Linked DNA regions of Homo sapiens: region 1 is linked to region 2. The links are chromatin loops, found by intact Hi-C in ENCODE. Cell type or tissue: heart right ventricle. All regions are shown on one strand. Each heading gives the region's core, and the rest is flanking DNA. Links, peaks and the distances in the headings are about the cores only. Region 1 overlaps RBMS3 (RNA binding motif single stranded interacting protein 3). Region 2 overlaps RBMS3 (RNA binding motif single stranded interacting protein 3).

What was found. Peaks named below come from ENCODE experiments on the same cell type or tissue, not always from the same donor. Only the 100,000 strongest peaks of a DNase experiment are listed, where the experiment ranks them.
Region 1: it touches region 2 in a loop (2.3-fold over the local background); 7 of 110 quality-filtered maps call a loop at or near these places.

What each region holds. Positions count from the first base shown.
Region 1 is chr3:29,421,859-29,437,419 of GRCh38, reverse strand. It overlaps RBMS3 (RNA binding motif single stranded interacting protein 3), which reads right to left. Exons shown (of 15, transcript NM_001003793.3): 2 at 2,505-2,677. Among named protein-coding and RNA genes, the nearest start is that of RBMS3, 150 kb to the right of the region's middle. In heart right ventricle, for the core only: no CTCF peak of the experiment used is centred there; a DNase peak (open chromatin) is centred at 9,594; H3K27ac peaks cover 2,420 bases.
Region 2 is chr3:29,750,332-29,765,892 of GRCh38, reverse strand. RBMS3 (RNA binding motif single stranded interacting protein 3) reads right to left here. Exons shown (of 15, transcript NM_001003793.3): 6 at 2,904-2,983. Among named protein-coding and RNA genes, the nearest start is that of RBMS3-AS2, 120 kb to the right of the region's middle. In heart right ventricle, for the core only: no CTCF peak of the experiment used is centred there; a DNase peak (open chromatin) is centred at 6,351; H3K4me3 peaks cover 429 bases; H3K27ac peaks cover 2,500 bases.

The DNA of each region.
Region 1 (15,561 bases), core at 8,176-10,675, 330 kb after region 2:
AACAATGTTTCTGTGTTACCACATCTCTGAGTTAAAAATGGCAATATAGGCTTTTAAGTAATAATTTCCATTTACAAAATTCTGGCAATTCTATGCAGAAATGGATATTGACACAGCAATTCATAGTATGATGCTACATCAGTGGTGTGTTCATACAGCAGCTTTTCAATAAAATAAAATTTTAAAAAGCTCTGATTTGCAGGATGTGCTGATTCCTGTGTTATAAATACTCCCACAAGGGCCAATTTCATGCTACCAAGTCTGTAACAGATTGCTAACAAAATTCTTGAATATGTAACAATTGGCTCAAGTGTGTTAGTCAGAGCCAGCTCCAGCACACTGCTGATACTACAAGTAAACACAGAAATAATAAAAACCAACCCAGTCTTTTAAGAAAGAGGAAACTGAGGCTTAGAGGGAGGAAGTGATATGCCTCAAGATTACACAGTGGTTGAACAGGTTTTAACACTCAAAATTCCATCTCAACTACCCTCATCAATTAGTGAAACTTTATACAATAGAAATAGTTGGTGTTCTTCAAGACTGTTGAGAGAAGTGCTTCACAAAAGATCAACAACACTAAAGATCCTGTTTGAAATACATATTCTTGGGCTCTACCCCAGACCTAGTGAATCATAATTCCTTGGGCCCAGACATCTGTGTGTCAACAGGCTCTACAAGTGGTAAAGACCAGTAAGAAAGAACCTTTCCCTAATAGCTACCCTTAAAAATAAATGAGTTTCAAATATAAATTAAGAACAATAGCTATTTTTCTTTTTACTTCACCTGAACCTTCTATCATAAAGTCTACAATGTTTCACATTTTCAAAGACCTTGCTTTTCAAAATAGAGTTTAGATTTTTTAAACAACAAAAGAAAAAGTTGAGTTATTTATCTTCTGATTCTCAACCTCAATATTCTATGGGCCAAAATCTAACGTATATTTGTATGTCTGAGCTTTGGCACATTTAACATTTTTTGAACAAATTTAAAAATATATATATTTATCTTTCAAGGTTCCGCCTTGCCTTTTTCACAAATCAAGGCACTCAGTAGCAACAGGGGACTCCAACCCTAATGTACCTACTGTTTTGTCAAACAATTAGACAGTTATGTATTTGTATTTTGGTTTATCTGCCACTTTCTGTTGTGTTGATATGTATTCCCAATCTTAAAATCTAGGACAAAGGCAAATAAATATTTTCTGCTTTGTTTTCCTCTTTCAATATTTTAGAGGTCAGAACATTTACAAAATAAATATCCTCATGGCTTTTTAAAAAGCATTGCAAAAGAGAAAAATAACAATTGAGTAATAGTTTTTTAAAATTTAAAAATACACAGCTAAGTCACAATCAAATGACAAATATATGTTCTAATATTATTTTGAAAATAATCAGATACTAACCAAAAAATACAGGTCTACGATTCGTCTTCTTTTTTTTTTTTGAGACGGAGTCTCGCTCTGTTGCCCAAGCTGGAGTGCAGTGGCGTGATCTCGGCTCACTGCAAACTCCGCCTCCTGGTTCACGCCATTCTCCTGCCTCAGCCTCCTGAGTAGCTCGGACTACAGGCGCCCGCCACCATGCCCGTCTAATTTTTTTGTATTTTCAGTAGAGATGGGGTTTCACCGTGTTAGCCAGGATGGGGTTTCACCGTGTTAGCCAGACCGTGTTAGTCAGGTCTCGATCTCCTGACCTTGTGATCCGCCTGCCTCAGCCTCCCAAAGTGCTGGGATCTACAGGCGTGAGCCACTGTGCCCGGCCAGGTCTATGATTCTTAATTCATTATTAATTTTATGGGAAGGTGAACTTAAATATGTTTTTATTTGCACAGAAATAAGAGAATTAATGACATAAGTGTTGGTAGATAGTAGATTCATGAAAACATTTTTGAAGAGGATTTAATCATTTCCAAGCTTCCAAGCAAATATAAAACTACTTAGTGAGTGTGGTCCTTGGCCTTGGTGGGAGATAGCTTCACTGGACTAGGCAGCAGATGTTTTCAAAGAAACTAGAGGATTAGTCTTATGCTTCTCCAAATACATGGTCCTGGCTGAACGGACATTTACCAAGCACTGGCCAGAAAAGCTTTGTAACACAAGAGGTAATCCTGAAATCCACCGCTTCTGAGTTTTTGAGATTCCTTTCACTAATACTTCTCAAGAAAATCGTTTATTTCATGAGACTCATCAATGACTCCACTGGCCACATGGTTTGAGAGTGTAACTCTATTACTTGATCTTCATCTTGCAGGTCATATATCTATGAATCAGCCAGCATTTCCATGTATATGTGCTCAAGAACTTCCACTCAACAACAAAAAGTAAACCAATTCCACTCCCCAAAATAAACTAGCATTGAATCTCAAATTTAAGTCCTGTTTGTAAAGAAGAGTCTTCCTCACTGAGACACCAGTGGATGAGTACATTGACTGAAATAACACATCCTGCCCACCAAGGCAAGTATGGGAGTGAGAAACAGCACGGGCAGCAGAAGGACACTTACGGTTGGCACAGCTTGATTAGGTCCTGGTCAGTGGTGCCTGGTGGGAGGCCTCGAATGTACAGGTTGGTTTTACTCAACTGTTCCCCGCTGCTGTTGTTGCTGCTGTTGTTGCTGCTGCTGTTTGTGCTGGGGCTGGGAGGAGCCATGGGGTGGGGAGCTGGTGCATAGGACTGCTGGAAACAGAAAAAGCTGTTACTGGAAAAACAAAAGCCAGCACCTATTCACAGGCCAGCAGCACAACTTGAAATCAATGTAAGCTATGCGTCTTCTCCAATACACACACGTACATACACACACACATTTATATCACTACTCTCTGTTGCATTCAAGAATATCGTCCCCCGCCCTGGCCCTCCATTCAGATCAGCATAAGTCAGCCATAAAAGGGACAAAAAACAGTTATCAGGTGCTCCTGGCAGTAGCATATGGCATTTGAACTTGTCTCTGACTATAGTGACTCTCCTTAGATTGGTAAAGTAGCATATCTTCTTCCCTAATAAAATAAAACAGTCACTTTTGGCAATAAACTCTGACCCTAGCTTACCTTTAATACCCAAGCATCTTTGGTTTCCCTCTATTACCTTGTTCCCTCCTTTTCTCCAAAGAAACTCCCTCCTATTGTTTTCCTCAACATTACTGTTCAGCATAATTCCTGATACAAAGAAATCATTCCTATAAATAGTGATTCTATGAATGACTGAATGAATGAAACCATCTTAGCTCTTTCTCATATTCCCAAAATCGTTTCTTTACATTGAATGTTCCTTGTTTGCAAGATGGAGCTACCATTCTTTCCTTACCTTCAAGATCCTCTTTAAATTACTCTAATCCAGGATCCCAACCTAGGCACTATAAACCATCTGGACAGGATAATTATTTGTTGTGGGCACTGTCCTTGTTCACTGTAGGATGTTTAGTAGCATCCTTAGCCTCTATCTCCCAGATTCTAGTAATGCCCATTCCCCAGATGTGATCACCAAAAAATATTCCCAGACATTGCCAAATGCTCCCTGGTGCTGGTAGGAATCTCCCCCTGGGAGAACCGCTGTTTTAATTCATTACATTATTATATGGCAAAATTAAAATGATAAAATGACTCCCAGAAAATTGCAATAAACAATGTGAGGGTTTTTAAAATTATACATACCAGAATTCATAGATATATATTTACTAATTATGCTTCTTTTTTTATACAGGCATATCTTCAAAAGTTCTCAACTAACACTGACTGTCTAGGGTTGAGTCCCTGCTGTGCCTCTTACTGGCTATGTGACCTTTAAGTGGTGCCTTAACCTCTCTGAGAAGCAGCATTCTCATTAATACGAAGGAGATAATAACGGTACTCTCTTAAGTTAGAAGATTTTTTCAAAAAGTTGAGTTAATGCAAACAAAATGGTTCCTAGAAATTAATAAGTGTACAATATTAGCAAAAATAACAATAATATGAATATTCATGGTTTGTATCTGTCTTGTAGTAATATCAACCTATATAACTGTCCCAGATTTTCTCAGTTGTGACCCCAAATGCTACCCAAAAACAAAATAAGCACATTCATCAAGATTCCAGTGGGGAAACTTTGGGCTGGGTTCTCATCTGAAGATGAAGAGTCTTTAGCTATTTTATCAGATTTGGGAGGTATGTCTTTGTCAAACAGCACATTTTTGGCACATTAGCAAGTAAGTATTCAGATGAGGTCAAACTATAATACATTTTGTGCCATGGCATAAAGGTAAGGAATAATATAATCTGAGGGAAAAAAATGTACTTTGTGTCTCTACAGTTTCATTCTAAAAAAAAAAACCTCAAGAAACATATTCAACATGAAAATAGTATGTCTTTTCATCCCAAAACTTCTGCTGCTGACCAAATTGACAGGCCTAGTGGGTCTGGGTAAATAATGAGATGTCCTGGAAATAGAACTGACTGTGGCCTTAATCACAGACAGCTAAACTTTGTATGTAGAATCCTGCAGTGGCTTCCCACCAAACTTATTACAAAGTCCTGAAAGCTCCACATGATTTTTTATCAGACTTTTTCTCCAATCACTTCTTAGACCAGACACTGTGGTACTCCCAACTTTTCACCCTTCCCATTCTCAGCCCCACTCTACTCGGCTGGCTCTAATCCATCCTTCTGATTTCAAATTAAGTATCATCCTACAACACTCTGGTATTTTCCTTCACAGCTTTCAGTGTATTGGGTCTTATTTAATTATTTTTGGCTTATTTAATGCCTGCCTCTAACAGTAATCTGTGTTTCCTGAGAGCAGGGAATGTGTCAAACCATACATGAGTATGTCATGTATGTAGCCTAGTGCCTGATATACAGTAGGTGCTTGAGAAATATTTAGGTTACTATATATATAATAAAAAATGGAATAAAGACAGCACTTAGCATTTAGAGAAAGAAGGCCAAGTTTTAGCAGTACCCAGCTTCATTTCTTGCAATAGTAATCTGTTTTACACCTTCCAGGATTTTAAATTTGGTCAGTCCCTATTTCCCACTGTCTATAAGACAATGTGCTTTAGATTCAGTATATCACATGCAACCCATTGCACCTATTCTCTCATTCCCAATTCCCCACACCAGCCACCCAATACAATTACCCCATATCTTTCAATGTTGCTGTTGTTCTGCCAGTCTCCATGCTAGAAAACTTGGTGTTAGCTTTATCTGCTTCTTAATTCTAAATCTCAGAATACAGTCAGCCACCAAAATCTCAAACAGCCTCCTGGAAACCTCCTTTTCTCTGAATTCCCATTGTTTCCCTCAGCCAGAGACTGTACCATCTCATATGCAGCGAGCTTCAAGCTTTCTATCATGTTTCACCTTTTATGCCCCTTATTTTTGGGAAGGCAGGGTAGGTTGGGAATAAGAAAATTGTCCAGACTGGGCACTATGGTTCACGCCTGTAATCCTAGCACTTTGGGAGGCTGAGATGGGTGGACTGCTTGAGCCCAGGAGCTCGAGACCAGTCTGGACAACATGGCAAAACCCCATCTCTATAAAAAATACACAAAAATTAGCTGGGTGTGGTACCATGTGCCTGTGGTCTCTGCTATCCAGGAGGCCGAGGTGGGAGGTTCACTTGAACCCTAGAGGCTGAGGCTGCAGTGAGCCATGATGGCGCCACTGCACTCTAGCCTGGGCAACAGAGCAAGACCCAGTCTCAGAAAAAATAAAAAGTAAAAATAACAAAGAAAGAAAATTGTGCAACGCAAACACACATTGACCAACAGTTGAGAAATGCACAAGTGAAAGAATAGACATGACAGGAGCAAAACCCAGAGCCTCCAGATTTCTTCTTTGAAATAAACGTTTTTTGGCTGGGCGCGGTGGCTCACGCCTGTAGTCCCAGCAGTTTGGGAGGCTGAGGAGGGCGGATCACAAGGTCGGGAGATCAAGACCATCCTGGCCAACATAGTGAAACCCCATCTCTACTAAAAATACAAAAATTAGCTGGGCATGGTGGTATGTGCCTATAATCCCAGCTACTCAGGAGGCTGAGGCAGAAGAATCACTTGAACCCGAGAGTCAGAGGTTGCAGTGAGCCGAGATTGCGCCACTGTACTCCAGCCAGGCGACAGAGTGAGACTCTGTCAAAAAAAAAAAAGAAAAGGAAAAAGAAAGAAAGAAACATTTTTCTCAACTATTCTTTAGTATTGCTTTAGTATCAACATTTTTCACATAGAATTTTAAAATGAATTTTAAAATGAATTATACAGGATAAAACCTTCTTTTCCTGGTATTTGGATTAAATAGAATATATTCATTGCCTTTTGAAATTTAATATCTACAGAAAGCTCAAGTTTCTTAGCTAGCATCAAAAACTATGACTTATTTCCTGACATAAAGTATTCTGTTTAGCTTCTTGGAATCCTCACAAAACTTAAGCTCTACCTCTTTTACAAGTCCTGCACACAGTAGGTGTTCAGTACATGCTTGCCGAGGTGGCTTCCTGGTGTATCTCATAATGGGTCAGATGAGATTTCTCTTTACTTCCCTTATATGCCTTACTCTCTTAAAATTCCCAGGGCCTTTTTAAAGCTGTTTGCTACCACTTTCACCTCCCCTCTCTCCAAATTCTTTGAATTCCATTCTGCATTCAGGCTTTTTCAAAAATGAGACTTTGTTTAGCCTTTAAAACCACCAGGGAGCCAGAAAAATGTCTCCAGCTTTATGTATCACAGATTAGAAGGACCAGTTCAGACTGAGTCCTTGACTAATCAAATAAGAAAGCACCAGCTACAGGATGATCAATATGTGTTTACTTAATTCTTTTCCCCCCTAGGGCTCTTTGTAAGCATTTCCATAACCAGAACACCATTTAGTAAATTGCATGATGCCTAAAGCAATAAACGTGTCCTCCAAAAGGCCCAACAAATTCACAGGGAAAAAAATTAACAAAATAGTCAAAAGCCAACCGAAGTTGGGATGAGGATCAGGAACTTGTGTGCACTGAAGTGAGATATGTAATTTATAATTAGGAGTGGAAGCACCAGACTTGTGAAGAAAGAATGTATTTCAGAAGCTTTCTGAACAAAATACAAAAAGGCGGTTTTCTTTGTCATATCCTTGTTCGTAAATTCTAGAAATTCTGCTGAAAGCGGTCGATTTTCTCGGTGTTATTGAACCAATCAATCCACAGATTTTAACACCCAGTGTAGGAACTCTTCCTTATCTTTAGTATTTCATTTATCTGTTGATGATGCACTGATTGATTCAGGTAGCGGTCAGCATTATAAATCATTCTTTGGTTTTAAGAATTATAAATTCCTTCCTCTCCACCCATATTCCAAATACACATCCTTTAATCAACAAAATGTTGGCAGAAAGTTCCCGGAATGCCTGACAAATGCACAGGCCTAAATGAATTAATTTGTGAAAAGCAAAAGCGATTTTGTATGTTCTTGCTGCCAAAGACATATGACCAAACTACAGAATCTTAAAAAATAAATAAATAAATAAATAAATAAATAAAAGAAGTGTCAATAATCTCTAGGGGTTAATGGGTCACAGCAGCCCCTTTACTGATTAAAGTGGCTCTGCTTCCTTTCTCAATTCTTTGTCTTTAGAGGGATTTGGGATTTTATCATTGATTAGCTTTTAAATCATTTTGGAGCACTGAGGAAGGGATTTTAAAATGTTAGTAAAGAAAAATATTTTCCTGCAGATAAAATTGACTTTGCTACATTGCTCAAAGTCACACTTTATAAATCCTATTTAGGAGGAGAGAGTACTTACGGTCTGGGGTTACTGAACACTGTAACACTGTGCTATAACAGGGCAAGGGGTTGCTATGAATTTGCAGTGTCAGCTTAGAAGCGGTGGAAATGGCACATTCAGAAGGGGATTTTGGATGACACTCTGATTGAAGAAGAGAGATAGAGGATTTCTCTTGCAGCTGCATATGCTTGGTTAGTATGCAGATTTTTCTTAGATGTTTAGTCATTGTAGCTTTGCTGGAAGGTTCTGTTAGGGATTATGGAATAGGGTCTAAAGCCCTTCAGCCACACATTAGGGATGCTATCTCAGAGGATCAGTGCCAATGTCCTCTTTAGGAAATGAAATAAGATGAATTGGCATCCATTGTGAAACATGCTATTCCTAAAATAGTAATCCTAATAATTATAGGTAGCATCCGTTTGTGCTTGCTAAGCATTTTATATGCTATCTTCACAACAGCACAATGAGGCAAATAATATTCTTCTCATTTTACAAATGAGGAAACTGAGGCACAAAAAGGGTAAATGACCTTCTCAAGGTCACACAGCTGGAGCCCAACTTGAGGCCAGGGACTCTGACTCCAGAAGCCACGCAGTCTCCCACAACACTGCAGAACTTTAGCTCTTAATTATATGGACACCAATAAACATAAACACTTCCTTGAAGTAAACACTGGAGGATGATGCTCTGGCAAAAGCTCTGGAGCATCTAAGTATCAGCAGGAGGGAAAGAATGATGATGATAAACAGCAGACAGTCAAAATGAAGGTTAAAAGGCTCTTTTTCTCTATCAGAATTTAAATGAAGTCCATCTTAAAATGTAATTTCAAAGGGGAAGTGACCATCAGAACCAAGCATGTTATGAGTTTTTCAAATACTGTCAAACAAGTGGGTTCATTTGTCAAGATTCATGGTTTGTTATTTAATAACAGGAAAATGAACTGGCTTGTAGATCTTCCTAAACAGCTGATTCATTTAGTGTGCTTTGTTCATATACCTCATTTTTCAAGTTTGAAAAGTGAATCAACTGGGTCCTCCTACATTTGTAAAATCTGTGGTTTGGGTATGTAGGTTTGGAGAAAGGTTAGTTGTGTTTTCTTCTTTTTTTTTTTTTTTAACAGAAAGCATTTGGGACATTCAATAAATGTTGCTCACACATCAATAGAGTAAAGCAAATTATTTAACAATTTTTTTATACACTATCAAACTATATTTGATGAACACTTGTCTGCAGGCGGGGTTGTAGTGAATATATATGAGCCAGATAATTTTAAACCTTAGTTCCATACTTTGGCACCACTCACATTTTGGACAAGATAATTCTCTGTTTTAGGGAGCTGTCCTGTGCATGGTAGCATAGTTTATAGCATTCCTGTCCTCTCCCTACTAGATGCTAGTTGCACTGCCCTCTCCCAAAGTTGTGACAACCAAAAATATCTCCAGATACTGCCAAATGTCCCCCTGTAGGGTTGGGAAATCTCTTCCAGTTGAGAATCACTATTTTAAGTAGATCCAGACCATCTTCTTGAAAGGCCAGTACAGTACCCCTCACAGAATGATACTAACTCAATGGCCTAAAAAAACCGTAAACAAAACCTTACCACCAAACCAAAGTTCAACTTCGCATGGCATTCACCCCCTCCAACATACGCAGTTCCACCATCTGTAACCAAGATGTCAGTATGCCACATTTCATTTGCAGCAGACTAAGTCTGAAACATACTTCTCCTTCTGATTGAAAACATAATTCTTTACAAAGAGAATTTTAAATATTTTTTGCATGCAATTCCCCTTGGCTGGAAATCACAGAGCCCTGATGCCAAACTGCAGTCAGTTCTATTGCCGGCATCTGGTTGCTGGCAGGATCCTGAGGCAGTTGGTCTGGTGGTTTTGGAGTAGCTCTGGACTCCATCACACAGCAGTCTGTTCTGCTGATGGTCTCCCCAGTTTGTTTTTATTCACCTCCTATGCAATAGAATTTGTACTCTTTTTATCCACTCAAGGGTAAAGCCCTGGATAAAATCTCCCAAGGGACTGACATGCCATCTCTTTTACTATCCAAAAATGAATACATACTACCTTATTGTCTTAAATCATACATTATTTAGCTTGCACGTACACATGTAATCCATTGCTCGCTGGATAACACTGCTGCAGGCTGTTGGATTCATCTCCTTGATAGTGTAATTTCCACATAACCTTTATTCTTCAGACCTCTCCTCTAGTGTGAACACAACGTGAGAGAGTGGACACGATAAGAACTGTGGTAGTCACTAGTGTGTCTATAATAGCCTTAAATGAGGGTGAATATGAATACTCTCTGTGCAAGTAATAACAAATGCAGCTAAATTAATATCTAAGGCAAGCCATGCAATTACAGCCATGGTTTCATGAACCACATACATTATGGCTTTGCAATTTTATGCTAGGCAATTGCCTCTCCATTATCTAGAATACAAGCATAGTAAACAATTGTTTCAATTATGTCTTTTGTAACAGTTTGGTGAAAATCTGTCCTACTTCTCTTTTCCTACCCAAAGCTAGATATGGAAATAAGCAATAAAAGACAAAACTCCTCATGAAAGGCAATCATTTGAATATTCTCTATCAACTGGCCTAGGTAATAGCTGCTGTCAACAGTGGTAACATGGTGCTTAAGAGCTCCAGATTACCCACTATGAATCCAGCTCCACCACTAACTAGGCACTTAAACCTCTTGTCATGAGTGAAAGAGGAATTATGATTATTTCACTTCATTGGAGTGTTGTGAAGCTAAAATGTATAAATTATGTGTCAAATGTTTAGCACAGGGCCTGGCACAGAGCCAATATTCAGTAATTCTTTGTTTTCTCATCATTACCATTGTCATTATCATCATCACAAGGCAGACCCACAATATGAGCGTTGCCTTCTCAGTTCTAGTTGGAGTAATTCACCTTGAAGGGGGTGCTAAAGAGCCAATTATTTTTTAAACATGAAAGCCACTATTCTTGAAATGAAATTATGTCATTAGAACCGTGGTTTGCCATTTTCATTAAGAACTAAGCTGTGATGAAACAATCATTGTGGATGGGATGGCTAATTGGTTTCAAAGCATTTACAAATCACTACTGAGTTTTTATTAAAATTCTGTTAGAATGAGATTCACTTTTGCTCTAAATGTTAGTTTTTGAAAACCTCAGCAGATTGCATAATCACACATTGCTCTGTGCTATTTACAAATAGGTTTAATTTAAAGTCATTGAATTCTATTCAGAGGCTTAGATATTAAATGACATTTTAAAATTCATGGTACTTGGAAACACAAATAAACTAGTTATTGTTCAGTTCAAGCACCTATAAACAAATTTGATTAATAAATTTATAAGCTAGCAAAAAGTGGTGCTATAAATGACATCAATGGAGTTTTATAAAGATTATCAGTTTTTCAAATGGCAGTGACATCTGGTCTTTGCCCAATTCTTCTTTTAATTTGACTAATTTTTTATCTCTTTAAATACAAACAAACAAAATTAACATATACTTCAGACATTGCAGTGCTTATGGAATTAGTTTAAAAAGTCAAGTGTATACCTTGAAAATAACCCAAAATGCTAGGACTCCAATATTGATAATGATTGGTTCCTTGTGGAATAATGAGCCATGATGTGTTCCCCAGCTGGAGATTACAGTGTTAGCTACAATATGAACAATAATTGTTAGAATCAGAGCATTCTCCAGAAATACTGAAAGTGACCATAATGGAATATCTGCTGTGTTTGTCCAAGGAATACCTCAGAGATCAACCCAAATGCCTGCTTTCACGATGAGCTAGAATAAGTAGGCAATGAGGGAAAACCCAGAACAGGTCACCAGAAACTCTTTATGGAGATTTCTGGGCTAGCCAACCATGTCAATGTCAAATGCAATCAGAGATAAAGAGGTCTTCAGAAATGTACAACAATTATGCTTAGAGTAACATTCTTACACTTAATAAGAAAGATATATTTGCCTAATATTTTAGTTCAGTTTTTCCCCATAATCTCTATTTTTTATTTATTTTTTTATTTTGTGAGACAGAGTCTTGCTCTGTCACCCAGGCTGGAGTGCAGTGACATGATCTTGGCTCACTGCAACCTCCACCACCTTGGTTCAAGCAATTCCCCTGTCTCAGCCTCCGGAGTAGCTGGGATTATAGGTGCAGTCCACCACACCCGGCTAATTTTTTTTTTTGTATTTTTAGTAGAGACGGGGTTTTTCCTACAGTCTAATACTCTATTTCCCTAAAATTACAATTAGTAATATTGCCAACAATTAAAATTCCCCTAGCTTTTTTTGAGACGGAATCTCACTCTGTCGCCCAGGCTGGAGTGCAATGGCACAATCTCGGCTCACTGCAACCTCTGCCTCCTGGGTTCAAGCGATTCTCCTGACTCAGCCTCCCAACTAGCTGGGACTACAGGCGGGTGACACCACGCCTGTTTTTTTTTTTTTGTTTTTTTTGGGGGGTTTTTTTTTTTTGGTATTTTTTAGTGGAGACAGTGTTTCACTGTGTTAGCCAGGATGGTCTCGATCTCCTGACCTTGTGATCCGCCCACCTCGGCCTCCCAAAGTGCTGGGATTACAGGCATGAGACACCGCGCTTGGCCTCCCCTAGCTTTTTTAAAATGTACACCCTCCTAAGTAGAATGAAGACCAATGGATGTAGCTTAAAGAGCTACATAAAATATGCAGTGATAAGCTACAATGGATGTAGCTTAAAGAGCAACATAAAATATTCAGTGATAATACTTTATTGCAACTAAATGAACTCTTGCAAAGTTTCCTCCAGTTGTGAAAGTCATGGCTTCAGATAATAATGAGGCATTTTCCATTTTAATTGACTAGTTTCCATATTAACCAATCATATTACTGATTTGGTTACTTGTAGCAAAGGGATGATAGAAATAACACACTTTGTTCCCAATTACGTATAACGAAAATTACTGTCAGTAATGGAAATACAATCAGAACACAAAATAGTATCAGGTTTTTTTGATACACCAAATATTTTTGTCCAATTAAATGGGAACTTTGCTTTTCTGAAAGTGAATCTATGTTGACACAGGAGCAATTCAACAATAGTGCAAATAGCATATACAATCCAATCTAATTTCCTTATACCAGTTCTCATCCCAACTCCATAATGTGTCCAGCCTACACGTATCCCTGTTTCCTTCTACTTCCCAGTACTCACCATTCAAACCACACCATAGTCACATCTGCATCTATACCTTAATATGTTATCTTCCCTGCATCTGAAACGCCTGGGCTGTACTCCTATATCTAATTCTACAGTGACTTAATATTTATCTTACAAACCGGGAAAATTTGAGAGCAAAAGAGGGGGATGTTAGTAATTAAACCAGGACACAAGGAATAATTGAGATTGTCTGAAGCAAATCAGGGTGTATGGTCACCCTGTAATTACTTTCTATTTATCCAAATCCCACATATTCCTCAAGGATCACCTAAAATTATACCCATTCAGGACATTTTCCTTTTATTACTTTAGAGCTATTTCATTTCCATACTTTTTCAGTTTCTACTTCATCAATATCTACAAAAGATTATAAAATAAGAATAGCAATGGCTAAAGTTTATTGAGCATACATTATATTCCAGGCACAATTCTAAGAGCTTTATGCTCATTGATTTATTTCCTGATCTCAGAACTCTTAGAGGTAAGAACTATTATTATCTCTATGTTGAAGAAGAGAATACTGAGACTTAGGGAGGTTAAACGACTTTTCAAGGTTGTTCAGCTGCTCAGCATCATACCCAGGACCTGAAGCTAAGCAGTCTTCACCTCCGTTAACTCCAGGTTTAAATATAAATATGTACAGTCCAATCTGACAGTCATTAGCAGCATGCAGCTATTTAAATTCACAGGTAATTAATTAAAATTAACTTAAATTTAAAAATGTATTTCTTCAGTTGCGCTAGTTACATTTCAAATGCTGAAAAACATACGTGGGTACTGACTGCTGTATCTGACAGGTAGACACAGAACATTCTCATCATCACAGAAAGTTCTACTGGACAATGCTAATATATATCATTCTTATAGCTACAACATATAATCTCCCATACTATGTGCTGATGAAATAATGGTCACAGTTTCTATGCTATGCTACTAGTTACAGGAATTTCTTAAAATGTAATTAATCTCCTTTTAGTAGAAACCATATTCAAGCTTCCTCCCACACTCAAGAAGTAGGTTTATATTTTGGCATATAAAACCTCTCTTTCAACTGATACCTCCCCTGACCAAACATGCACATTATTAAAAGATTTGTAGGAAGTAAAAATATAATTTGAGGGGAAAAGGTGTATTTTCTCTTTTTAACCAATAACCAAACTTTCATCTAAATTGTAAAATTGCTAAATACCAAGAAAAGATAGAAATTAAGATTAGCTGTAGGTACAGAGTAAATGTGTCTCTCTTTGGCAGACAAGCTGCCTGCCTGGGGCCCTCAGCATTTTCAATACCATTTAATCTACTTTACCTGCCATCCCAAAAGAGAAACCACCCCCGCAACCCTGCCATCCTCCATGTAACACACATGCTACCAATTTTATTTCTGTCCAAACAGGACCAAGGCAAAAAAAGGAGAAGGTTTTCTTACAGTGAATTACCAGGGCAATTCAGCAATTTCATAAACGATAACCTATATTCCATGACATAAAATAGTTTTGTTGCTTTATTAGCCAATTCATTCATATTTTATTGATGTAGCAAAATTAAATGTGAACAGAACCTAGGCCTTTGAAGTCCTAAATCTAAGAAATTTGAACTATAAAACATAATAATTTCCTCAAGAAGACAATGTTAGAGCACAGATCAAAAATGTGACAGGAATTAATACATGCAAAGTAATTGCTTCATTGTAAAGATTGAAATGAGCACTTGCACAGATAATTTTCTATAAATACATTTTCAAAATTTATTATGTTTGGGGCTGTGAGGTGGTAACTATGAGAATAAATTAATGTTCAAGTTTAAGAAAAAAATACCTCATGATAAAATGAATATTAGGCAATTTACATTATCAAATTTATTATAATTTTTATAATAAGAAACTTATAAAATATTTACACAAACTTCTATTGCTCTTAATTATAAACCTCTATGAGGACTCCCATTTTCAGTATATTTTAAGTCAATGCACCTCAAACCTTAGAGAATTTCTCGAAAGAATATAGGCACATCCAATTCCAGATGCATCTTTTCTTTTTTGTGTGATTATTACTGGAGATTTTTTTTTTTTTTTTGGGCTGGTGATATTCTACATAAGAGAAGGAACTATCCCTAGTAATAAGACAGTTCTGCTTTTTCTTCTCCAAATTGCTATTGTCCTTTTTTAAAGAAGTAATTGAGCTTCAGAGACTGGCAGTTAAAGGGCATTTGCCCTTGATTGGTATACTCTTCATAGGCTCAGGAAGAAGAAAGGAACATTATTGTCATTGTATAGTGTCTAAGGACATAGATCCTGCAGACACACAACGCAGGCTCAAATCTTGCTTTACCTCTATGCCACCTCTTTTGTCTCCATCTCCTCATCTCAAAAAATTGAAATAATAGCTACCTCAGAACACTGTTAACCATTTCAAGTGAGTGATTGTGTGTAAAGCACTGAGAATAAAACCTGGCACACAGCATTCTATATATGCTAGCTATTATTATCACATAAATCCTAAAGCATTTTTATAATATGGATTGTTTTCATGAACAGTAACGTTCTTTTGGTTAACAGGTATATTGGTTTGTTGACTGATCTAGCCAACTCTGGCTTGTGTGATTTAAAATCTC
Region 2 (15,561 bases), core at 4,922-7,421:
GCCGTCATATGAGACATGCCTTTCACCTTCCACCATGATTGTGAGGCCTCCTCAGCCACGTGGAACTGTAAGTCCAATAAATCTCTTTCTTTCGTAAATTGCCCAGTCTTGGATGTGTCTTTATCAGCAGCATGAAAACAAACTAATACAATAGGGCCCTAGTATGAGAAGAAGATGATTGACATCATATTCAATCTTTCCACAGCTTTCTTAAGACCCGAGGATCTCAGGTCATCATTATTGGATCCCTGTGAGTCCCTCATCTACATGACCTTAAAGCAATGTATTTAAACAATCAATGTGCAGTTCTATAAAACCACAAACTTCTGAATTCAAATATGTCAAATCTTGATAAGGCAGAACACTGAGATTTTTCAAATTTTAAAAATTGTATTTTAGTTTTCAGTGGGTCACACCAATTATAGTTGAGCATATTCACAAGCAAAGACACACTCTCTAAAGTAATGAAAAAGATTCGGAAATTGGCCACTTAAAAAAAGTATAAATATCTGATGCCATAGCTCATAGTGATATCCTACTCCCTGTCTTAAATATGGAATCAAATATTGGTTAAGACATACATTTCTGAAAGTAAGATTTCAGCTATTTCCAGGTAATAAGTAATGAGGACCAATAAAGGCAGACAGCATATACCCAAATTGTAATTATACCTGTTATGACTTAGTAATTATACTCAACAAGGGCAAATTACTACTTTACCTTGCAAAATACCCATATCTTGTATTATATCCTCTTTTCTTCCACACCTAATTTAAGTATCAAAGATTAAATGTCTTTACTTAGCATTTGAAGCCTTTATTCAACTCTAACTTTCAAAGTAATTTATAAATAAGCAGATTCAAGCACTGATGATGATCAATATTCTGTATTTAGTTCTATTATGATGAGTGGAAATCTCAGAAGCATACAGTTGTCTCTCCTAAGAGTTTTATAACTGAACATAATTATTTTGTCTTTCTTGTTCCCGGGAGATAAAAATGAGTGAGAAAACTCATAACCAAGTTCCTGCTATTCACAATGTTTCCATTGGGTGTAGCTATGATATTAGATAGGTTAATATCATAGCCTGCATATTCTGGAAGGATGCCCAGACATTTGGGGATTTGTAGTGACTTTCTTTGTCTTCAGCATTAAATTGTATTAGTCAGCAATATGTTCATTGGGGAAAACCAAATAAAATACTTTCAAATCAATCAGGGCAAGAAGGCTTTCAATACGTCTTTTTGACATACCAATATTTTGAACAAATCAAAAAATTGAGACTTGTGCTAAAACTTGAATCATTCATAATTTCTACACAGTGTGCTCATTTTTATTTTTATATAATTATATAATTTACACCTAGTTTGAACAACTTCTATATAAATAGGTATCCGTTGGATGAAATAGGACAAACAAGAGGAAAGTCCACAAACAATGCAACTCCTTTACTCGATGACGGATTTGAGTAAAGTGTCTTAAAATGTCTGTTTATACAAAAAAAAAAAAAGTATTTCTGCTAAAATGCAAGGGCAGCTAACATGCTGAGATGAAAACTGCTAACTCTTTTCTTAACAACACCATATGTCTCCAATTGGATCATAATGCAGTCAGTTCCCAAGGGAACGTTACACATGGAAGCTAACCAAATCAAGGCACAGTCTTCACTGTATGTTGACTCACTGATTAGCCAGCAATCAGCTACTTTAGGTTTTCAGATTATGCAAGTGTCTGTCTGAAGGGTCTTTCTGCATTCTTGACATCCCCCCTTAAAAAAAGCAAGTCATTACAAAACCCTCCACAAAAATATTTCTCTTTTTGTATATGCTTCCTCTTATCTATAAACTCAATATATTTTAAGGAACTAAAATGCTCAACCTCTGAACTCTCTGATGGGTTTTAAATAGTAGATGCATTATACAGCAAACGGTATTGAAATCAAGCTTAAAAAGATTAAAGTCACATATTGTAAGATGGAAGAAGTCGCCTTAGTCTCCTCTGAGAATAACTGTATATAAAAGACCAACAAATAAACCAAACTGCCTTATTCAGATGAATCTTTACGTAATTTTTCTTAGTTTAATACTTCATTCCATTGTTAATTTTTTATATTGGAATTATATTTAAAACTTTACTTAGTTAATATTAAAACCTTCCACATACACTACTGCCTCAAGTTCTGGCATTTGTAGCTCTGATACACATAATAAATCCAATTATTTCATGTTTAATGCAATTCTTAATAGCATAAAATTAGAACACTTTATAATGTGTATAAAACCTTAGGAATTTTGCCTTGGGAAGTGTGAAATGCCCTGGGATAGTCCAGATTGGGGCTTCTCAAACTAGCTCTGATAAATAGACAGTATTTTCTAAAATTTCCAATTTGTCAGTAACTGATATTTTTGTAAAAGAAAATTATGCACTGAGATTTCATGACATTGTCAAATCGCTATACTAGTTTCTAAATGCTTTCTCTCAGTTTCTGTGCTTTTCTTGTCATGGACTGGTAAGAAATGTTTCAGGGCTGGCATCAATTTGTGGGATTCATTGTGAATATCATTGTTTGGATATTTTGTAACTTGGAAATTGGAATTTTAATATTAATGCTGAGTCATAAAATTCTATCACTTCCAGCACATCATTCTTTAACTATTCTTTGCTATGGTTTTCTTCTAATCCACTTTAGAAAGTTAGCAGCAGAGATTCAAAAAGCAAAAGAAGAATTACCAAAAAGCTTTTGAGAAAGATGAGTTGCTACACAGTATTATTTGAAAATACACATTAAGAAAAGCAAACCCCCCAACTCTGCAGTGATCAACAAGGGCTTTACAATGTACTTATTCTAATAAGAGCAATTTAAGCCTCGGCATCATTCAGTCACTTATTAGTGAATTTCTTACCTGGGATGCCTGGTGGTGTTTTCAGATATTTTCCATTAAAATGTTGAATTACCACTTCACATTTTTCAGTAGACTCCATTCTGGGAAAAAAAGGTAAACCAGAGGTCATATATGGTTGTCAAGAAAAAGAAACTTAAGAAGTAAAGGAAAACAAGAAAGCCATAGAAATACTTGATTTGAGAATTGTACCCTAATTGCCAACTTTTTTCATGAACATGATGACCAGATTGATAAGAGAACATCACAAACTCATTAATGCTTAGAAAGTATTATTCACTCTTTGAAAGGTGTCTATGTGGAGGGCTCTATTCTGAGCACTCGTTCAGAGGTAACCCTGCGGCATTATCTTAATTCACCCAGCAATATTTGGCAATTGAAAGTGTTCAACAAATGTCTGTTGAATGATGAATTAGCAAACCTGATGGGTAAGTCTTTTTATTGTCATTCATATCAATAAGGTCACTGAGGCTTAAACAGATAAACTACCTTTCCAATAAGAGGAAAAGTCAGTATTTGAACTGACATCTGTGCAACAGTAAAGCCTGTGCTATAGCTACTAAGCTATACTGCTGATGGATTTCACAAAAGAGGTTGACAAGATGTGTTTTATTTGCATGGCTTGCAGCCTAAAGGACTGATTGGTATAGTAATGTAGTCGTCAGCATTATGACATTTTTATTGAAAATCCACTTTATGTAAGACATCCAAAGAGTTAGGTGGGGTCCTACATGTTGAAGGAAGGTATAGATACACAAACCTTAGGTTCTATGCTTTCTCAATATTGAATTTTGGACAATATCCTATTTTTTCATACTATCTTATCAATATTCCTAAACTGGTATTCTTGTGCCAAATTTTGGCATCTCACATACAACCTAAAGCATGAACATTTTGAGCCATACCAACATAATTTAAATTTTGGCAATGTTACCATATCTTAAGTACAGTAATATTTGTAGCAGTTTCCAAATAATGGATAATATCTGGCCTTTTTTATTTTATAAAATTGGATGGGGAGGATAATAATTAAGGATTAATTCTGATAAAAGAAAATTAAGTCTTCCAAAGAGTATACTAGAGGCAAAAATACATTTAAGAAACAGCATACACACACATGAAAGAATGTGTATGAAATGTGTGAAATGTGTAAAATGTGTTCAAAAGGCAAAGTTTAATTTTGGATTTTCTGCTGTTATTAATATGAGCTTTCTTGGAATGGTGCCCATCAACTCAAGTTGTAAAACTTTCCTACATCTAAATTTTATGTCCATTTCAGGACCATATTACATGGCCATATTATAGGACCATATTACATGGCAAAGGAAACAAGATACAAAAAAAATATGCTAACAAATGTCAAGTAAGTTATACATATTTATTACAGCTATAAGAATTCAAATGTGAGAGGAATCCCAGAAGTGAGAGAAATGCTGAGAAGAGGCACGGAATCTAGGAGAGGCTTTTGGCGAAGTAATTAGGGCAGGGGGCTGAGCTGGGCAGCTTGGAGGGCGTGCGTCCTTATTACAATGTGGTAGAGAGAGCAAGCATGTGGCTCAGTGGAAGGTTTGCCCGGGAAATTCTTAAAAATTAACTGAGAGAGGAAGTCAGGGCATCTGTATCACTTGTTTAACAAGTTTGAAGATAATATCAGGAACGAGTTCCAGTTTTGAGCTATAATTATTCTCTGACAAAGTTTTGTTTTCAGATGTACATTCTTATGAAGCATGTGATGAGAGTGCATCTTTCTGTATCGATGGATATGACAAATCTCTACCGCCAAGCAGGGCTAAATTTACAGGAATGAGGCCTATGTCTTCACACACAGCCCCACACTTAGAACAACCCTGCACTTGGTTTAAAGTTCTGCTGTTGCCACCTTGAACTTCTTAACAGTGTTTTAACAAAGGGATCTACATTGTCATATTTCACCCTAATTTAAGTAGCTGATCCTGCTATGACAAGAGAGTGTAGGAAACTAACTTAACATTAACGCTCAGTATGTATATCATCAGGTGACCCAATGGATCCACATAAGTATTATTTTGAAAAAAAAAGTCTTCAGAATGAATCAATTTGATGTCCAAATAAAAAGAAAACTCTTTATGCAATTTTAATAGATAAAAATAAAAACAAAAACAGCATTTTGTTTACTACTCACTCACAAGTTCCCCTATATCAGAAGATGTTTGGATAAGAAAGGCAAGCGGAATCTTTCCTCATTCTAAATATTTAGGAACAGCTAAGTACAATTTTCCTAACTCTTTCAAGTTTCCTTTCCAGTGGAACCTTTTACTGTAAGTCTTTCAATTTTTTTATCTTTTTTTTTTTTTAAGTAGAAAATTTCCATTTCCAGGAAGAAAAGAATTCTAACTCTGTTCTTTCTCTCTTCCCACAGGATCCACTATTGTCTCTTTGGGAAAATAACCTTCTCTCCTAGCAGAGACATGAATGGGAGAGGAAATGTAAGCCCTTAATTACTACAGATGTTACTTTATGGAATTTTTATTCCAGGAGAGCTACAAAATGCAAAGTTTATGCCTCAGAGCCCCCTCCCTGTTCAATCTCTCTCTGGGTACTCATCTGGATAAAAGGCAGTTAAGAATCTAAAGCTTGCTTGCAAGAGTCCTACAAATCAAATCCTTTGTCTTAAAATGGCATGGAATTATAAATGAAGACTAATACTAGGGGTGTGTGTGTGTGTGTAGGGGTGTGTGTGTGTATGTGTGTGTGTGTGTGTTTATTCTACATAATACATTTTAGGGAATAGAGAGGAAGCTAAAAAAGAAAATCAAGTGGCTAACCCACTCCACCCACTTAAAATATTTTTGTTCTGTTTGAAAGCCTCAAGTCCTCCCTTCTGCATTCTAAGTGTGATCATCTTTTCTTAACACTGTTTTACAGCCATATCAAGCTGGATGGGGGCTGTTTCTATGAACACAAAGACAGCAGAGTAGATTGTTCACTTTGGGTTCATTCAGATTTAACTAAGTGAATGTCTGCTGTGAGCCTTTAGAGACTCCCGTCTCTGAAAGAATAAATGCAATAAAAGTCTGTTTTCTGTAGCTGCCGGCGCTTAGTGTCAAACCATGTTACGCTGCACCACCCAGCAGTGACAATTCCATTTTAATACACGGGGCACATTTTAACAAGGCAAAGCAGTCCCAGCAAAGATGGCAATATAGGAGCTGCCAAGGGGAAAAGGCTCAGTGTTCCTCATGCATTTTACGTGGAAGCAGAACAAAAGTGAGACTGAGACCCAGAAAGCTCTGGGGGGGGAGGAAAGAGACTATATTTGAATAGCCATCTTAGGAAGAATGTGCCCATTTTCTTCTCAAGTTTCACAATTAACCTCTCTGAAATGCCAGCTCAAGCTGTCTGGAATCTGGCACACGCTTCAGTTGAAACTGACACTAGCATTATCAAGTGAGTCTGAAAAGACAGCACACCAGACACAGCTGCCTTTATATGTCCCTTTCAGATGGGCCACTGAATCACTACAACTGCATCTATTCTTCCTAGGCGGTACCTGAAACCCCTTGCGTCCCTCAGAACAGCTTGAGTGCCAGGCCAACCATTCACCTGACAATACATTAATTAGGATCTTACAAGGCTCTAATCATTGTATAAAGCTTCAGGGTTTTCTGTTAGGTCTGATGTTTAAATATAAATACACATTAAAGGTCCTGTTTGACATTCTTTCTTGTCTCAGTACCTAGGACACTGGCTTCAGTTATTTGAAACACACCACAGAATTGTGCTTCTTCTTCCTTTTTTTTTTCAAACAGCTACTAAGAGGAGCTAGTTTAACAGCCGATACAATTCCCACAGGCAAATTACGTCAGATGAGAGGCTGATCCAATATTAGTAGAATGTTCTGGGTCAGACTTAACATGCAGAGGTAGAAACGTACTTTGCAAAACCATTTGCAGCCTACCTCTGTCACCTCCATAGAGAATCACACAGTTTATGGTCTTAAAGCAGTAAGCATTATTAACCATGTATTTAAAACAAACCCATCCTGTCATTTATTATGGTTAATTAGAGGTTTCCAGTATTGTGAAATGTTTGTGGTTTTGCAATCACAGGCTCTGTACAAATTATTGGCAACTTAGAGTATCTAACGTTGTAAGCCAGTCATCCTCATTTCTGGTAAGATTTACGTATGCACAGGGTCAACATTAAACTATTTTTTAAAGTACTAAACTCTGCACTGCTTCTGACATTTCAAAAACAAATTATGTCATTTCCTTCTTAATCCATTGTAACGGAAGGAATAAAATAGTGAGTTCCAGAAACAAAGATGAATGAATGCGATGAATTTTCTTCTCAGTTTTTGCAATTTGTTTTCTTCCTGCCAGGCACCTGACATTCTTAGGATACAAGTGTCTTAAGTACCAAACAGTGAAGCAGAGAGGCCTCCCTTACATGCCCTTTTGTAGAAACCAGAAATTTTGAGGGTATCTTGCTCAGCATTACAACACATTCCTCTTAGGAAATGAAACTGTGGATGACAATATTTGACTAATGAAAACACATTCCAGAGTTTGAGAGTCACATAATTTCAAGACTCAGATATCAACTTCTATATTGTACAGATGAAGAAAGTAACACTAGAAGACTGTGATTGGCTTCCCTAAAAACTAGTTAGTGGATGAGCCTGGAATAGAACTGTTGTCTCATGACTTTGAATTGAGACTATTTATTTGCAAGAGATGCAGCTCCATTGCTGGCCTCATGTCATCCCTCCTGATTTTCTCTACTGACTGATGTACTTCAATCTGTTCAAGAGTAGGATGGGTCCTGCTAGCTCCACTCTACCCAGCCACTATTACTTCAAGAAGTTGTTTTCAAAAATGGAATATAACCTGATATGAGATGTCAAGGGTGTTTCACCTCTGTGGTATTCTCTCCCAAAACCCATGAAAACTAGGGGTCTTATCATGAGAAAAACAGCTGACAAACTCAGATCTAGAGACATTCAGAATACCTGGCCAGTACTACTCCAACAAACAAAGTCTAAGAAATTATCGCAGATCAGAGCAGGCTGATGAGACAGGACAGCTAAACACAATATAGTAACTGGATTGGATCCTGGAACAGAAAGAAAATGTTAATAAAAAAGTTGGCAAAATCCAAATAGAGTCTGGAGTTTAGTTAATAGTAATATACCAATGTCAGTTTCTTAATTTTGACAAATGTGCCATGGTAATTTAAGGTGTTGTTAATGGGGGAAACTGGGTGTGCAATATATAGAAAATCTATATTATCATTATGGCTTCTATGTGAAGGTAAACTTATTGCAAAATAAGAAGCTTTTAAAATCACTGTACATTAAAATTATCAGAAAACTACTTTTAAAAATACCAATCTCTGGGGCCCAGCCCAGGAGATTCTGACTTAATTGTTTTGGCATGAGGCCCAGGCACAAAGATTTCAAAGCTACCCAGGTGATTTCAGTGTGCAGCCAGGGTTGAAAACTCCTGTTCCGAAGTTCTGTGTCAGGTATGAGAGACTAGAAACCATGGGCCAAACCCAGTCTACAGGTATGTTTTATTTGGACTGCAAAGAGATTTTGGAAATTTTGAAATGGTTGTCAACATTTGAAACTTGGGAGATTTCACATGAAAATTGAAATCTGTGATTCCTTTTAATAGATGGGACAGTTTAACCCATGCTTTCTGCATGGCAACTATGACATAATAAAAAATATATTTAGTCTTTTTCTCAGGTTGCTGACACACAGCTTCTAAAACCCTTGGAATTTCCTGAGTGATAGGGGTATGTTTTGTTATTCAGAACAGACTATTTTTAACCACATCTGAGTTTATGCTAATGAGGTCACTCAGGTAGCTTCAGGATGGGGACTGGTCACCAGAAAGACTAAGACTTGATTAGTGGGTTGGAACTTTCATCCCCACCCTCTCTGACTTCCAAGAACTGGAGAGGGGCCAGAGATTGAGCTCAAACACCAAGGGCTAATGATTTAATTAATCAAACCCAGAGGTTTTACCTAATGAAACCTATATAAAAATCCCTAAACAACAAGGTTCAGGAAATTTTCAGTTTGGTGAAGACACTGATATATGCCAGGAGGGTAGTGAGCCCAGAGAGGCTACAGAAGCTACACACTCCTTCCCTGATGCTTGGCCATATGCATTTCTTTCATTTGAGTTGTATCCTTTATAATAAACTGATAAACATAAAGTGCTTTGAGAGTCATTTTAGTGAGTTACTAAACCTGAATTGGGGAGTTGTGGGTACTCCCACATTTTGTAGTTGCTGGGAAGAAATGTGGGTAGCTTGGTGATATGGTTTTGCTGTGTCCCCAACCAAATCTCATCTTGAATTGTAGCTCCTACAATTCTCATGTGCCATGGGAGGGACCTGGTGGCAGGTAATCGAATCATGGGGGTGGGTTTTTTTTCTGTGCTGTTCTCATGATAGTGAGTAAGTCTGATGAGATCTGATGGTTTTATAAAGGATAGTTCCCCTGCACACACTCTCTTGCCTACTGCCATGTAAGACAAGCCTTTGCTCCCCCTTTGCCTTCCACTATGATTGTGAGGCCTCACCAGCCATGTGGATCTGTGAGTCCATGAAACCTCTTTTTCTTTATAAATTACTCAGTCTCAGGTATTTCTTCATAGAAGTATGAGGATGGACTAATACACCTGGGCACTCCATTTGCAGCTGGTGTGGAACTGAGCCCTTACACCTGTGAAGTCTCATGATGATCAGGTAGTTTGTGTCAAAACTGAGTTAAATTGTAGGACATCCAATTGATGTCAGAGAATTAGAGAATCGATATGCAAAAATAAGGTATTTGATGTCAGAAAAACCCACACATTTGGTGTCAGAAAAAAAGACATCACAGCAACCATGGAACAGAGTAAAAGAGCAGTTTTGTTCTTTAAATGAAGCCACTTTGCCATTATTCCTACCAAGCTGTATCAATTGCCAATCCTAAGGCAAAATAGTAGGTGCTGTTTATCACTGAACTTGCATTCTTTATTTTTAATAGTTAGGAGAAAAGAAAAATTATTTAACTTAATTTATACAGGGAGAGTGGTGTATTTCTGCTCATCCTTTCCTAAATGTCCTCTCTGTCCTGCTCTATGCCCCAAGGAAGTGACCCTTCTATCGACTGTGTAATCTTAGTTCTTTTGTTTACTGGTTTTCCATTGGGTTCTGCCTATGGAAGCTTGAAAGAAAGAACTTCAAAAGGCAAGAGTAGAGAGAAATCTGAGTGGTTTTCCCTCTTTGTCTCCCTGCTTTGGCACTTCTGTCTAGCAGGGGTTGCATCTCTCCCTGTCTACAGTCCTTCCAAGCAGGCCCTCCTCTGAGGCTCTGGCTCTCAATGAACTCTGGAAACACCCTTGTGGTTGCTCCTTGAGCTCTCAGGGTGGTAAACGTTTCCCTCTGTTGCTCCTCTCTGGGAACATCAACATCTCTTTGCCTTTACCTCAGTTCCCTTAACACTGCTTCTGTAAATATTTGGTAAATACTCCTTAATTTTCTTCAGTAGAATCATCTGGAGTGAAACTCTGCTTCCAGCCAGCATCTTGATGCCTACACCATAAAGCTATCAACAGCAGAGGAGTAAAAAAATTATCCCAAAGACTGTGTGTTTCAAGAAGCATGTAAGAGATAAAGTTTGCCTTATACTCCATCTAGAAACTACTTCTTTCACTTGGATTACCTGATTATCCCCAGTAGGGACACTCATCTATGTACTCACATAGATGCATAATTATCTAAGTATATTTTTTTAGCCAGACCAATGTTTCTAGAAGGAATTTTCATAAAGAAATGGCAGAAAATTAAACTTAAATAAATAATCTGAGATAAAGTGAAAATTAAGCATAGGTGTAGAAAAGTCATACCATTAATGACTCTGGAATACATTACCACTTTTAATCAATCTCCTAGCTACAGCCATATTTCATTCCTAGATATTATTGAGAAAAGAAAAATAGCTCAGAGCAGGTCAACTATGTGAGATATGCAACATTTATCAGGCCCAGAGAGACATAAGTACAGGGCTTCAGTCATGGCTGTCTCTCCCCTGAGTAGCCATGACTGGGGGCAATTGTTTAAGGCATTTTTGTTCCTGACCAGCTTTCTCACTCATTATCTTCATATTCCTAGCATTTGTGACACAAAGAGCAATGAATAACCAATTAATAGCTTATGTTATCTTAACGAAAAGTCTTGATAAACAACTTCTCTTCTTTTTTCCTTTAAAGACCCACTTGTAACTATTGCTAATTGGACTGTATATTCAGGGCAACATGAATCTAGGCTCCTGGGTGGCCATCTTCAAGCTTTGAGCTCATATAATCTCTGTACTTATGTTATTTAAGGTTGACATTTTGGTGACTCAGGTGGGACCTGAAACAGACTTTCAGTGATCTCCCTTGCTTTGCTGACAGCTGGAGTCCTGATATGAGCATAACTTTCATTCATCTGACCTCACTGGAGTCAGCGGAGGTCAGTCAACTGGGTAAGCCCTCCTCAGATTTGAATGCTCCATTCTTGGTTGAACATTCAGACCAATTCACTTTTTGAAACTGCACACATTCCTGCCACAACATGGTTGGAAATGAAGCTCTACTGTAAGGTAGGAGTTCCATTTGTTATTCTCTAGAGTCTCTGCTGATTGCAGATTTGTGACTTTCACTTTTTCTTTTTGAGCTAGTGTTATTTTGAATTAATTCTTAGAGTTTTCCCATCTTTTAGCCATGTACGGTGGCTCACGCCTGTGATCCCAGCACTTTGGGAGGCTGAGGCAAGAGGATCACTTGAGGTCAGGAGTTCGGACCAGCCTGGCCAACATGGTGAAACCCTGCCTCTATTTAAAATACAAAAATTAGGCATGGTGGTGGGCGCCTGTAATCTCAGCTACTCGGGAGGCTGAGGCAAGAGGATCCCTTGAACCTGGGAGGCAGAAGTTGCAGTCAGCCAAAATCGTGCCACTGCACTGTAGCCTGGGTGACAGAATGAGACTCTGTCTCAAAAAAAAAAAAAGAGTTTTTCAATCTTTTATCTCATTTAAAATTTTGGTCGGGGAAAAAATAGTTTCTCTCTGAAAAGAAAAAGTGTAATCTTACAGCTTAAGTGAAAAATTTGTAATCTTTAAAATTGGTCAGATTTCACAGCTCAGTTCAATTGACAAATCTAAACATTCTTCTTGGGTGACCAAAATTCCTCTCACTGGGTCTTTTTTATCATTCAAAAAGGAAATATGATTATGGGCAATCGTACTTCCATAACTGAGTCTAATAATAAAGATTTGCAAGAGCTGTTAGAAGTAGTAACTGACCTCTTTAGCTTTTAGGGTACCAGGGATTACTCTGTACTATGAGATACAACTTGAATTTTGTGTGTGCAATGGCTGACAAGTCACTGGCAAAAACTGTGGTTTCTGAAGCAGCTGAAATCAGTTACAGTGAATGATTATAAATGTACGGGGCTACTCATTTTTTCCGGTGTTTAGATAGAAAGACAGGTTTGAACACTTGAAGGTGGAGGAAACACTTCCCCTCAAGGCATAAAACTCCTCCTGTGGGAGGGTGGTCTGATCACAGAGTGGGCTGATGGGCATTGCTCACCTACCAGTCTTGAGGGAATGTATGCAGTGAGGTGCATTGTGGAAACATTGCATACCCCGGTCTTGTGGCATTTCTCTTTTCTGGGGGACCCGGGATTCAATGTAAAAGTGGGATCGTTCAATTTTAAATATCTAGGTGCACTGCCTGTTTTTCACATATGTAAACATTAGTCCCCAAAAACTGCAAATGCTTTCATTTTGCTATTCATTAAAGGGCTCAACCCTGAGGTTAGTAATCTAATCAATACATAAGCTAAGTTGAAAATACCAGCTTTCTGACTAGATTGGTCTCCAAAATATGACTTTCTGGCATTTAGGTGGCTATTTTGAAACTCTTTGTAAAATAAATATACATATATAACGGAAATCTCCATTTGTAGGAGCATCTCCCTTGCTCCACCTAAGCTACTAGAAACTTTTATGACAGGAAAAACAGTGCCTTAAAGTTTATAAAACCAACCTTACTTTTGTTTAAGATATTTTTGCTGGTAATCTTATCTTGACTGGGCCTTTACCTATGCCCTTCTTTGTCTCAGTAAATAAAGGTGTTTAGATCTAAGTTCTGTGCCTTTGGGAGGTAAATTTTCACCTAAGAGTCATGTTTTTGTGATTGTAAATTTAGGATAGCCTAGCTAATAATTGTTTAGGGCTTGAGAGTCTAAAGAGGAAAGAAACTATTTGCAAACTGGCAAATGGAGAACCTTATAAAGCTATTAATACAAAATTTGCTTCTATGTGTCCTGTATGTCTATATGTTTAAATGTGGCATGTGTATGTGACATTTTACTAGCAACATATATGAAGAACCTCCAATTAATTGTCTTAAAGAAAATGTAAGTGGTTAAATCAAATATTTTATCAGAAAAATAGAAACTACATACAGACAGGAGGCAGGGAAATACTGGGTAGAAGATGGTGGTTCCCCGGCGAGGGCTCCACCCTCAAGCCCAAAACCAATGCCCTAAATGAAAACTTCACATCCCTGTTTTCCCACCCAAATGTTGCCTTTTCCAAAACTACCCTGGCCGGCCCCACCCTCCACCCTGTACCCATAAAAACTCCAAGCTCCACTGGCAGGGAAGGAGAAAAGAGGAACCAGCTGGATATTAGAAAGAAGCAGCTTGACTTCAGAGGGATGGCTTGACAGCAGAATTTCATAGAAGAGTTCTGCCACAGATGGCCCAACTCCAGGGGAAGATTATCTTCCCACTATATTGCCCTTCCAGCTCCCCTTCCTGCTGAGAACTACTTCCACCACACGATAAAATCCTCTGCATTCACCACCCTCCAAATTGTTCGTGTGACCTCACTCCTCCTGGATGCCAGACAAGAACTGAGGTGAGGGGGAAGAGGCTGTCACACTAACTCCCCATTGAGCTGTTAAACACTTAAGCCATCCATGGATGACAAAGCTAAAGGACCACACCATAACACACATCCTCTGGGGCTCCAGGGGTCGTAGGCAACCCCTAGGCGCTGCCATGGGCCTGTACAGTGTTTGTTCCTGCAGGCACCCAAAGGCACTTGCCCCGGCTCCTGCACCAGCTCACCTGCGTGCTAACCCTCCCACAAGGGGTTTGAGTGCTGCGGGCTGCCTAACCGAGCCGCCCCTTTGTGAGTCCCACAAAGGTACCAAGGGAACTATCCTGTCTCAAAACCAGCTCAAGTGCCTTTTAGTTCACATGATTTGAGTAAATCTTTAAGACTAGTTTAATATTGTTGGTTTAGTGAAAATAGCTGTCTTCTGATCAGGAAAATACCTATGTATTTATCCATAGAATTTTTGCTTAGGTAGTGGCAAAACATTTTAAGCACGTTGTAGAGGGTTTGTGGAAGATTAATCTTGGGAAAGAAATTTTGTGTGTGTTCAAGTTGTCTAAAATTAGAAATTATTTATATGTTTTTCTAAAAACTGAGCATTAATATCAAAAGCACACTGATGTAAGGCCACAGTCTGTGCCCCTATGTTGCCACAGGGTTTTCTCAAAATACTGATCATTTTTAATAGAAAATTACAAAAGGTTATAAAAGGTTTATGGAAATCTTATTTTGTGAGGTCAAAGCTGATTGAGATTGGACAGATTTGGTCATAATGTTTTATTAAAATTAGCTTTAGTATTGATAACACACTAAAAGTAAAACTTGGTTTTCTCCTTAGAACAAGAATTTTGTGTAGTATTAATAAGAGATAGTAAAAGATTTGTTTACTTTTTGAGTAAACTGTAAAATAATTAAGCTGCAGGGAGAGTTTCCCTCATGTTGTCTTTATTAGGTCCCTTGATTGGGTATTAAATCTCTTCCCTATCAAATAATAAAAAATTTTGCTTTCTGAAACCTTTGAATTATCATTTTCACAAAATAAATGACTATTATTATGCATTGACTTCAGATTCTATTTTGATCATGAGTTTTAAACATTTTTAAATTTCAATATCAAGTGTTTTAAACCCTTAATACTTTACATATTTCCAAAAATTAAATTTCAAATTCTAAAATTATCTTTTAATTTGTACTAACCTGGACATAAAGGAGAAACCCCTGGAAGTCCAGGAGAGACATATAACACTTATTTGGTATGTTAAAATCATATAGGAAGCATTGTCAAATAAGAAATGCTGTTTATATGGGCAAATAGAGGGGAACAACACACACTGGGGCCCTTCAGAAGGTGGAAGGTGGGAGGAAGGAGAGGATCAGAAAAATAACTAATGGGTACTAGGCTTAATATATGGGTGATGAAGTAATCTGTACAACAAACCCCCATGACACAAGTTTACCTATATAACGAACCTGCACATGTGCCCCTGAATTTAAAATAAAAGTTAGAAAAATAGGTTTGAGTTATATTAGTATACATGTATTAACATGTATTCCAAAATTATATGAGATTCTTAAATTCAGATATGTCTTGATATATGCTATCAGACATAATTATGATTATTATATTACATTGTTTTATGCCATAAAAATAATTAAATTTCTTGTCAATTGTATCTTTGACCATGGCTACTCTTTTTGTCATCCACAGACAATTATCGTTTTACTTTA